3 separate regions of the Homo sapiens genome follow, and all the other regions are linked to region 1. A link is an interaction called in ENCODE POLR2A ChIA-PET data of the cell type or tissue named here. Cell type or tissue: MCF 10A. All regions are shown on one strand.

Region 1 (2,500 bases):
TACAGCTGGACCACTGTTACATCTATCATTCATATGTATTTATGTGAATTTACAACATATGTTTAAAATTCCAGAAATAAACAATTCGTAAGTCTTAAGATTGCAACGCAGTTCTTAGTACCATGATGAAATCTTGTGCTATCCTGCCTGGGACATGAATCATTCCCTTTTCCAGAGTATCCACACTGTATATGCTACCATGCCCATTAGTTATTTAGTAGCCTTCTCACTGATCAACGTAGTGTATACAGGGCTCAGTGCTATCAGCAGTTTCAGGCATCCACTGGGGGCCTTACAATATATGCCCCTCAGATAATGGGGACTACTTCATTGCTGTAAATAGCTCATGATAATATTCTATCACTCATCAGTTCAAGTATGTAGAAAATGTTGAAAATCTTTGTATAATTAGAAAGCATTTTTTTTTTTTTGAGACAGATTCTTGCTCTGTCGCCCAGGCTGGTGAGCAGTGGCGTCATTCCTGCTCACTGCAACCTCCACCTCCCAGGTTCAAGTGATTCTCCCACCTCAGCCTCCCAAGAGTTTAGGATTCCTGAGAAGTGGGCCGGGTGCAATGGCTCACGCCTGTAATCCCACCACTTTGGGAGGCCAAGGCGGATGGATCATTTGCAGCCAAGAGTTTGAGACCAGCCTGACCGATATAGTGGAACCCTGACTCTACTGAAAATTCAAAAAAATTGGCCAGGCGTGGTGGTGCATGACTGCAGTCCCAGCTACTCGGGAGGCTGAAGCAGGAGAATCACTTGAACTTGGGAGATGGAGGCTGCAGTGAGCTGAGATCGCGCCATTGCACTCCAGCCTGGGTGACAGAGCGAGACTCTGTATCAAAAAAAAAAAAAAAAAATGACAGTGTAGACTAGGGTTTCTCAACCTCAGCACTACTGACATATTGACATTGGAGCTGCACAACTGTTGTGGGGGGCTATCCTACGCACTACAGGCTATTGAGCAGCATCCCTGGCCTCTACCCACTAGATACCAGTAACACTCCCCACAACAGGTTCTAACACCCAAAAAACGTCTCCAGTCATTGCTAAATGCTCCAGGGGCAGGAAGAGGCAATATTACCATAGGTTAAGAACCACTGAGTAGAGTCAGCCTTGGTGTTTATCCTTACCATTCAAAGAGTTCTGAATACAAAGTAACCAACCAGTCACAGAAACACTTTGCTGAGTAGATTCATGTATGACTCAGGGTAAAGTTATGACCTGAGTTTTCCAGTCTCCTTATAAAATATCATATTCTCCAAAGGGCAAGAGCAACACACCCAAAACAGAGGCATACCATTTTCATGCCTTGTTCTTGCTGGCAGTCTTTAAGGTTTCTAACTGACAAAGCCAGAGAAAACATCATCACAGGCAAGAGTAAGTATACTAAGACCTTAGCCAACTCTAGAACTGCTGGGTGTGGTTCCTTCTGGTGGTGGAGGGGTGGGTGCTTTTATATACCGTTTTGTCTTAAGGCAGTGATTGTGCCAGTAGATACACTGCAATACGCTTAAGGCTGTTTCAGTGAAAATACTATTTAAATCTAATTAACCAGAATACTGGGCAAATTTTATATTTGTCTGTTGTAGAAAATCTTTTCGCCATAGCACAGAAGGCTGAACAAAACCATATTTTTTGTTGTTGACTAAGGATTGTGTAATGCTTCATAGGTTTACAAAAATTATCTATGACTAAATGGTACTGAAGATTCAGAAAATCCAAGGAGAGGGCTGAATCTGAAAATGATGCCAGGCTATATCACAAGTGGAGGAAAAAAACCTTTTTAATGGAATGAGCTCAGTAACACTTTTGTATCTCTTTCCTAAGAATAAGAATGCCACCAAAGGTTTGAATTAGCTGTGTTCCTTTTTTTTTTTTTTTTTTTTTTTTGAGACAAGGTCTCACTCTGTTGCCTAGGCTGGAGTGCAGTGGCAAGAACAAGGCTCACTGCAGAAAAAAGAAAAAAAAAAAGGCTCACTGCAGCCAACTTCCTGGGCTCACTCCATCCTCTCACCTCAGCCTCCTGAGTAGCCAGAACTACAGGCCTGCAACACCACGTTGGCTAACTTTTTTTTAATTTTTTTTTGGGTGGGGGGGGGCGTCTCACCATGTTGGCCAGGCTGGTCTTGAACTCCTGACCTCAGGTGATCCACCTGCCTCAGCCTCCCAAAATGCTGGGATTACAGGAGTAAACCACAGCTCCCGGCCAAGTAAGGATTTCCTAATTAGCGCCTACTATACCAGGAAAGCCTGTCTTCTAATCTGTTAACATACTTCAGCTGTGAAATATATCTAAGGTGTTCTGACAATCGAAATACCACGCAACTGGGCCAGGCGCCGTGGCTCACACCTGCAATCCCAGCACTTTGGGAGGCCGAGCTAGGAGGATCACCTGAGGTCAGGAGTTCAAGATCAGCCTGGCAAACATGGTGAAACCCCGTCTCTACTAAAAATACAAAAATTACCCAGGCGCGGTGGAGGGCGCCTGTAAT
Region 2 (2,500 bases), 83 kb after region 1:
GATCACTTGAGCCAAGAGTTCCAGGCCAGCCTGGGCAACATAGTGAGACCCCATCTCTTTAAAAAAACAAAACCAGATTATCTTAAAGTGGGGCATACCTGTATTTGTGTGCTAATGTGAGGCTCCACAGGTATGCAAGACATAGTAGCTGTGGATGTTTCTTATAACTTATATTCCCTTTTCTTTTGTCAGTGCACGATCTGATTTTCTGGAGAGATGTGAAGAAGACTGGGTTTGTCTTTGGCACCACGCTGATCATGCTGCTTTCCCTGGCAGCTTTCAGTGTCATCAGTGTGGTTTCTTACCTCATCCTGGCTCTTCTCTCTGTCACCATCAGCTTCAGGATCTACAAGTCCGTCATCCAAGCTGTACAGAAGTCAGAAGAAGGCCATCCATTCAAGTGAGTTGAAGTCTTAAAAGCAACATTCTACATTTTAGTGGAAGGGTTCACTGAAGCTGATAGGTCTAAAACTCAGACCTGACTAAAAATCAAGAATTATGGGGCCTAATGCAGCTGATTGGTGGCATGAAGCATCCCCTAGAGACCTTGAAATCACCTTAAGAAGTGGCCAAGTTAGAAGCCAAGAACTTTTTGACAAATTAGAGGCTCATACTTGAAGTTCAAAGAGGGAGTCCTTCAAAGAAGACTCTAAATTCTTTTTTTTTTTTTTTGAGACGGATATTGCTCTTGTTGCCCAGGCTGGAGTACAGTGGCGCGATCTCAGCTTATCGCAACCTCTGCCTCCCAGGTGAAAGCGATTCTCCTGCCTCAGCCTCCTGAGTAGCTGGGATTACAGGCATGCGCCACTATGCCCAGCTAATTTTGTATTTTTACTAGATACGGGGTTTCTCTATGTTGGTCAGGCTGGTCTCAAACTTCTGACCTTGGGTGATCCGCCCGCCTCAGCCTCCCAAAGTGCTGTTTTTTTTGTTTTTTGTTTGTGTGTTTTTGAGACAGAGTCTCACTCTGTCGCCCAGGCTGGAGTGCAGCGGTGCAATCTCGGCTCACTGCAAGCTCCTCCTCCTGGGTTCATGCCATTCTCCTGCCTCAGCCTCCCGAGTAGCTGGGACTACAGGCACCCACCATCACGCCCGGCTAATTTTTTTGTATTTTTAGTAGAGACAAGGTTTCACCATGTTCGGCAGGATGGTCTCGAACTCCTGACCTTGTGATCCACCCGCCTCTGCCTCCCAAAGTGCTGGGATTACAGGCGTGAGCCACCGCTCCCGACCATAATGTTTGTATTTTTAGTAGAGACAGGGTTTTACCATATTGGTCAGGCTGGTCTTGAACTCCTGACCTCGTGATCCACCCGCCTCGGCCTCCCAAATCATGCATGGGATTACTATGCATGAGCCACCGTGCCCGGCAACTCTAAATTCTTGAGCAGGGCAGGGAAAGCAGAGCACCTAGAGCAGCGCTCGGTTAGATGGGGTTCCAAGTGCATGTTTAATCCCCCACATAGGTAAGACTTGACATGACTTTCAAACCTTGTTGTGTCTGTGCTTTGGTAATACCAGAACTCAGTGTTTTCATTCTTGGTTTATTACTGATTTCCTCCGTATCTCTTACTAGTTTTCTTAACGCTGGAGGTCTTAATGAAGTCAGTAATCTTCTGACTACATTTCTAGTATACAATTTCTAGCTTTTTTGATTGTGCTGTAACTTTAACTAATGTTTTCTTCACACTTTCCTCTTGAAAATCTTACCCCATAAACAATGTTGACTTTAACGTGAGCAAATGACAGTTTTTTGAAGGCTCTTTTTTCATAGAGAAGGAGACCCTGCTGTGACCTCTCAGGACTACAACAGAATAGGTTTCTGGCCACACCTGTGCTCCTTGTATTTTCTCTTGGTGGAAATAGAAGGAATAACTTACAACTTTATGTGGCATTAAAAATTTTATTGCAGTTCAGGTGCGGTGACTTACGCATGTAGTCTCAGCACTTTGGGAAGCTGAGGCAGGCAGATCGCTTGAGGTCAGGAGTTCAAGACTAGCCTGGCCAACATGGTGAAACCTCGTCTTTACTAAAAATATGAAAATTAGCCGGGCAAGGTGGCAGGTGCCTGTAATCCCAGCTATTCAGGAGGCTGAGGCAGGAGAATATCTTGAACCCAGGAGGTGGAGTTTGCAGTGAGCTGAGATTGTGCCATTGCACTCCAACCTGGGCAACTGAGCAAAACACCATCTCATAAAAAAACTGCTAAAAAAAACCCCCAGTACCCTGTTTTTATGTGTTCTGGGCTGTTAATTACAAATACAAATGTGGTTTTCCAAAATGTTTTTTTTAAAAAACAAAAACAGCAAAATTTTAGCATAAACAAAATATAGTTTTAGAAACTCCAGGATATGTTAATGTTAAAACTGCTAAAAAAAAAAAAAAAAGTACCTTGTTTTTATGTGTTCTGGGCTCTTATTTATAAATGGATTTACCTTCATGAATATCCAATGAGGTAGTAAAAGTGACACAGAACATAGGTCAGTTCTTTACTGTGCTT
Region 3 (2,500 bases), 200 kb after region 1:
ACGCCGTGGGCAGGCATCCGCATTCATGGAAAGCCAGGTCCTAGCTGGAAGTGACACAGGGATCTTCAGATCTCTCTTAGCCCACTGTTCCTCTGAAAAAAAAACAAAAGCCATAGACAGTAAATTGGGGGAATAGGCTGACCATAACTTCAGTTCGTGGATTTGGGTCCCACACTGGATTGTGTGATTTGTGCTTATCTCCTACTAGATTGTTACCTTCTTTGAAGGCTGGACTGTATCTTATCCTTCTCTGTATCACTTCGGACACCCAGAAACTGTTGGAGTACTTTGCACATGGTCACCTCTTAATGAATTATTTGTGAAACAAAAATTTTTTTAAATTGTAACATGAGGCTGGGTGTGGTTGCTTAGGCCTGTAATCCCCGCACTTTGGGAGGTAGAAGTGGGCAGATTGCTTGAGTCCAGGAGTTTGAGAACAGCCTGGGCAACATAGCGAAACCCTGTCTCTATAAAAAATAGAAAAGTTAGCTGGGTGTGGTGGTGCGGGCCTGTAGTCCCAGCTCCTTGGGAGGCAGAGGTGGGAGGATTGCTTGAGACCTTGTCTCAAAAAAATAAAAAAAAATTACTTAAAAAAATCGTAACATGGGTATTCTCCATTACAGTTACCCTTAGGGAAGTGTGTCCATATTGATTTGTAAGTCTGATATCAGTCTATCTGATTCTTTGGCTGTGTAAGTCACAAGTCTTAACCAGTATCTTAAGTAGGTGTGGTAATGACTACAGAGAAGTGCTTTTTCAGGATGAGAAGATGAGGGAGAAAATTTACACCATTGCTGGATTGTGTTAAGAACTCGGAGAGGAAACCACAGGGAGGATGCACTGCTGAGGAAATCGTCTGGCTTCCTGGAGTGGGGACCAGAGCCAGAGAGCCAAGCCCTCCTGGCTTTGCTGAGTTCTGTCCTTGCCCCTGACACCAACGTGTCTGCCTGCGTTGTTGCTCCTGGTTACAGTGGGCTCAGTCTTGCCTCTTTTTTGATGGGTGGGCAGAGGAACACTAGTGTTGGGAATATTGTCCAGCGTTGGAGAGATCATGTGGTCTGTCAGAAGGCTGGAGTTATTTATAGTGGGAGAAAAGCCCAGGAGCATGGCACGGGAAGAACTGATTTCACACCAGCTCAGCGCCTGATGATGGTGAGGACCCAGATTTTCCTTTGAGCATCTCAGAGCAGATCAGTCGCTTTTCCTGATTGACCCATGAACTGTGAGACTAGGGACCATGTTTTCCGAGGCCACTGTGAGTGAGGGAAGAGTGAGAAGGATGACCATTTTCTTCTTCCTTGATTCTGGTCTTTGTGATGTGTGGTATGAAAGTGTCATCTGACTTTTGAATCTCCTTTTATTGAACTGGTGAAGAAGGCACCAGCTGTGTGGGGTGGTGGAAATAAGGACCTGTTAAACTGGTCTGCCTGTATCTGCCTCCCTGCTCCCCCCTCACCCCACCCACCCCCACCCTGGGCAGGGAGGCTGAAACTGCTGCTTGCTAGGCTTTGCCAACTCAGTTTCTCTTCATGGATTACCTGCTCGCGGCAGGCAGGCAGGCAGCTCCCCACCTGGAAGCCTGCAGACTCGCCGAGCTGAGAGAATCATGCTGCAGGTGGGGGCAAGTGCTAGGAACTAGGTGTGCCACTTACCTTAACAGGAGCTGTGCCTAGTCCGGGCTGCTCAAACTAAGGCTGCAGAGCCCTGGGGCCTGTTGGAAATAGACTGTGCCTTTCCCTGCGCCTTGTGGCCACATTTTTATGGTATGTGGAGAGTCTGGGAGGGGCCGGGAGCTTGTAAATTGTGAGTAAATGAAGTCTAGGGAGGGAGATGATCCTTCTTGAGGGCACCCTGAGTTCAGGGTTGTCATGTTTCTGAGGTGTGCTACTGCTTAGTACCCTGATTTCTGGAGTTGTCTACCTAGGTTGCTTTTAATTTTTTCAGCCTTAGGTGGAAGAGATTTTCCATCTTGGTGTTTAGGCATGTTAGGTGAGGTTTACTTCCGGAGCCAGACTTTTAGGCAGGTTGTCTTGACATAAGTCAAGGTCAGGAAGCGATCTTCAGGACATGCAGACGATGCCCACTTCCTGCTGTGGTCTTGAAGAGGGCTGGAAGGCTTGTGAGCACAGAGGCACTGAGGGCTGTCGCATCCATACAGGAAGACACTCAGGGCTCGTCTCCGGTGCCTCATTTTATAAGCATGGAAACAAAAGTCCCAGGAGGGTGAATGACTTGCCCAAGGTGACATAAATTGTTTGCGCAGAGCTGGGTCTAGAATGGATCTTATGCCCTTGGCAGCGTGCCCCCATTGCCATCACTTCAGAGGGGCTGGCTGCAGCCCTCAACGGCAGAAGGCAAGCTGGGAAAGGACAAGTGGAAGGGTAGCAGGCCCCAATTCTGCACACTGGAGAGCACCTCTGAAATCCTGCCGGAGACTATGCCCATAGAGGTGCCAGAGGCCCTAGGGAATGATGATTTATTTTGTATTTTGTATTTTTGT

What was found. ChIA-PET counts read pairs that join two places held together with the same protein. Peaks named below come from ENCODE experiments on the same cell type or tissue, not always from the same donor. Only the 100,000 strongest peaks of a DNase experiment are listed, where the experiment ranks them.
Region 2: POLR2A ChIA-PET joins it to region 1 with 5 read pairs; 4 of 35 experiments call an interaction of 5 or more read pairs at or near these places.
Region 3: POLR2A ChIA-PET joins it to region 1 with 5 read pairs; 3 of 35 experiments call an interaction of 5 or more read pairs at or near these places.

What each region holds. Positions count from the first base shown.
Region 1 is chr11:63,666,917-63,669,416 of GRCh38, forward strand. The region is part of intron 1 of ATL3 (atlastin GTPase 3); the gene reads right to left. Among named protein-coding and RNA genes, the nearest start is that of ATL3, 3.2 kb to the right of the region's middle. In MCF 10A, no CTCF peak of the experiment used is centred here; a DNase peak (open chromatin) is centred at 1,195.
Region 2 is chr11:63,749,799-63,752,298 of GRCh38, forward strand. It overlaps RTN3 (reticulon 3), which reads left to right. Exons shown (of 9, transcript NM_001265589.2): 4 at 193-400. Among named protein-coding and RNA genes, the nearest start is that of ZFTA, 18 kb to the right of the region's middle. In MCF 10A, no CTCF peak of the experiment used is centred here; no DNase peak of the experiment used is centred here.
Region 3 is chr11:63,867,758-63,870,257 of GRCh38, forward strand. The region is part of intron 1 of MARK2 (microtubule affinity regulating kinase 2); the gene reads left to right. Among named protein-coding and RNA genes, the nearest start is that of MARK2, 30 kb to the left of the region's middle. RefSeq lists an enhancer at 1,970-2,189. In MCF 10A, no CTCF peak of the experiment used is centred here; no DNase peak of the experiment used is centred here.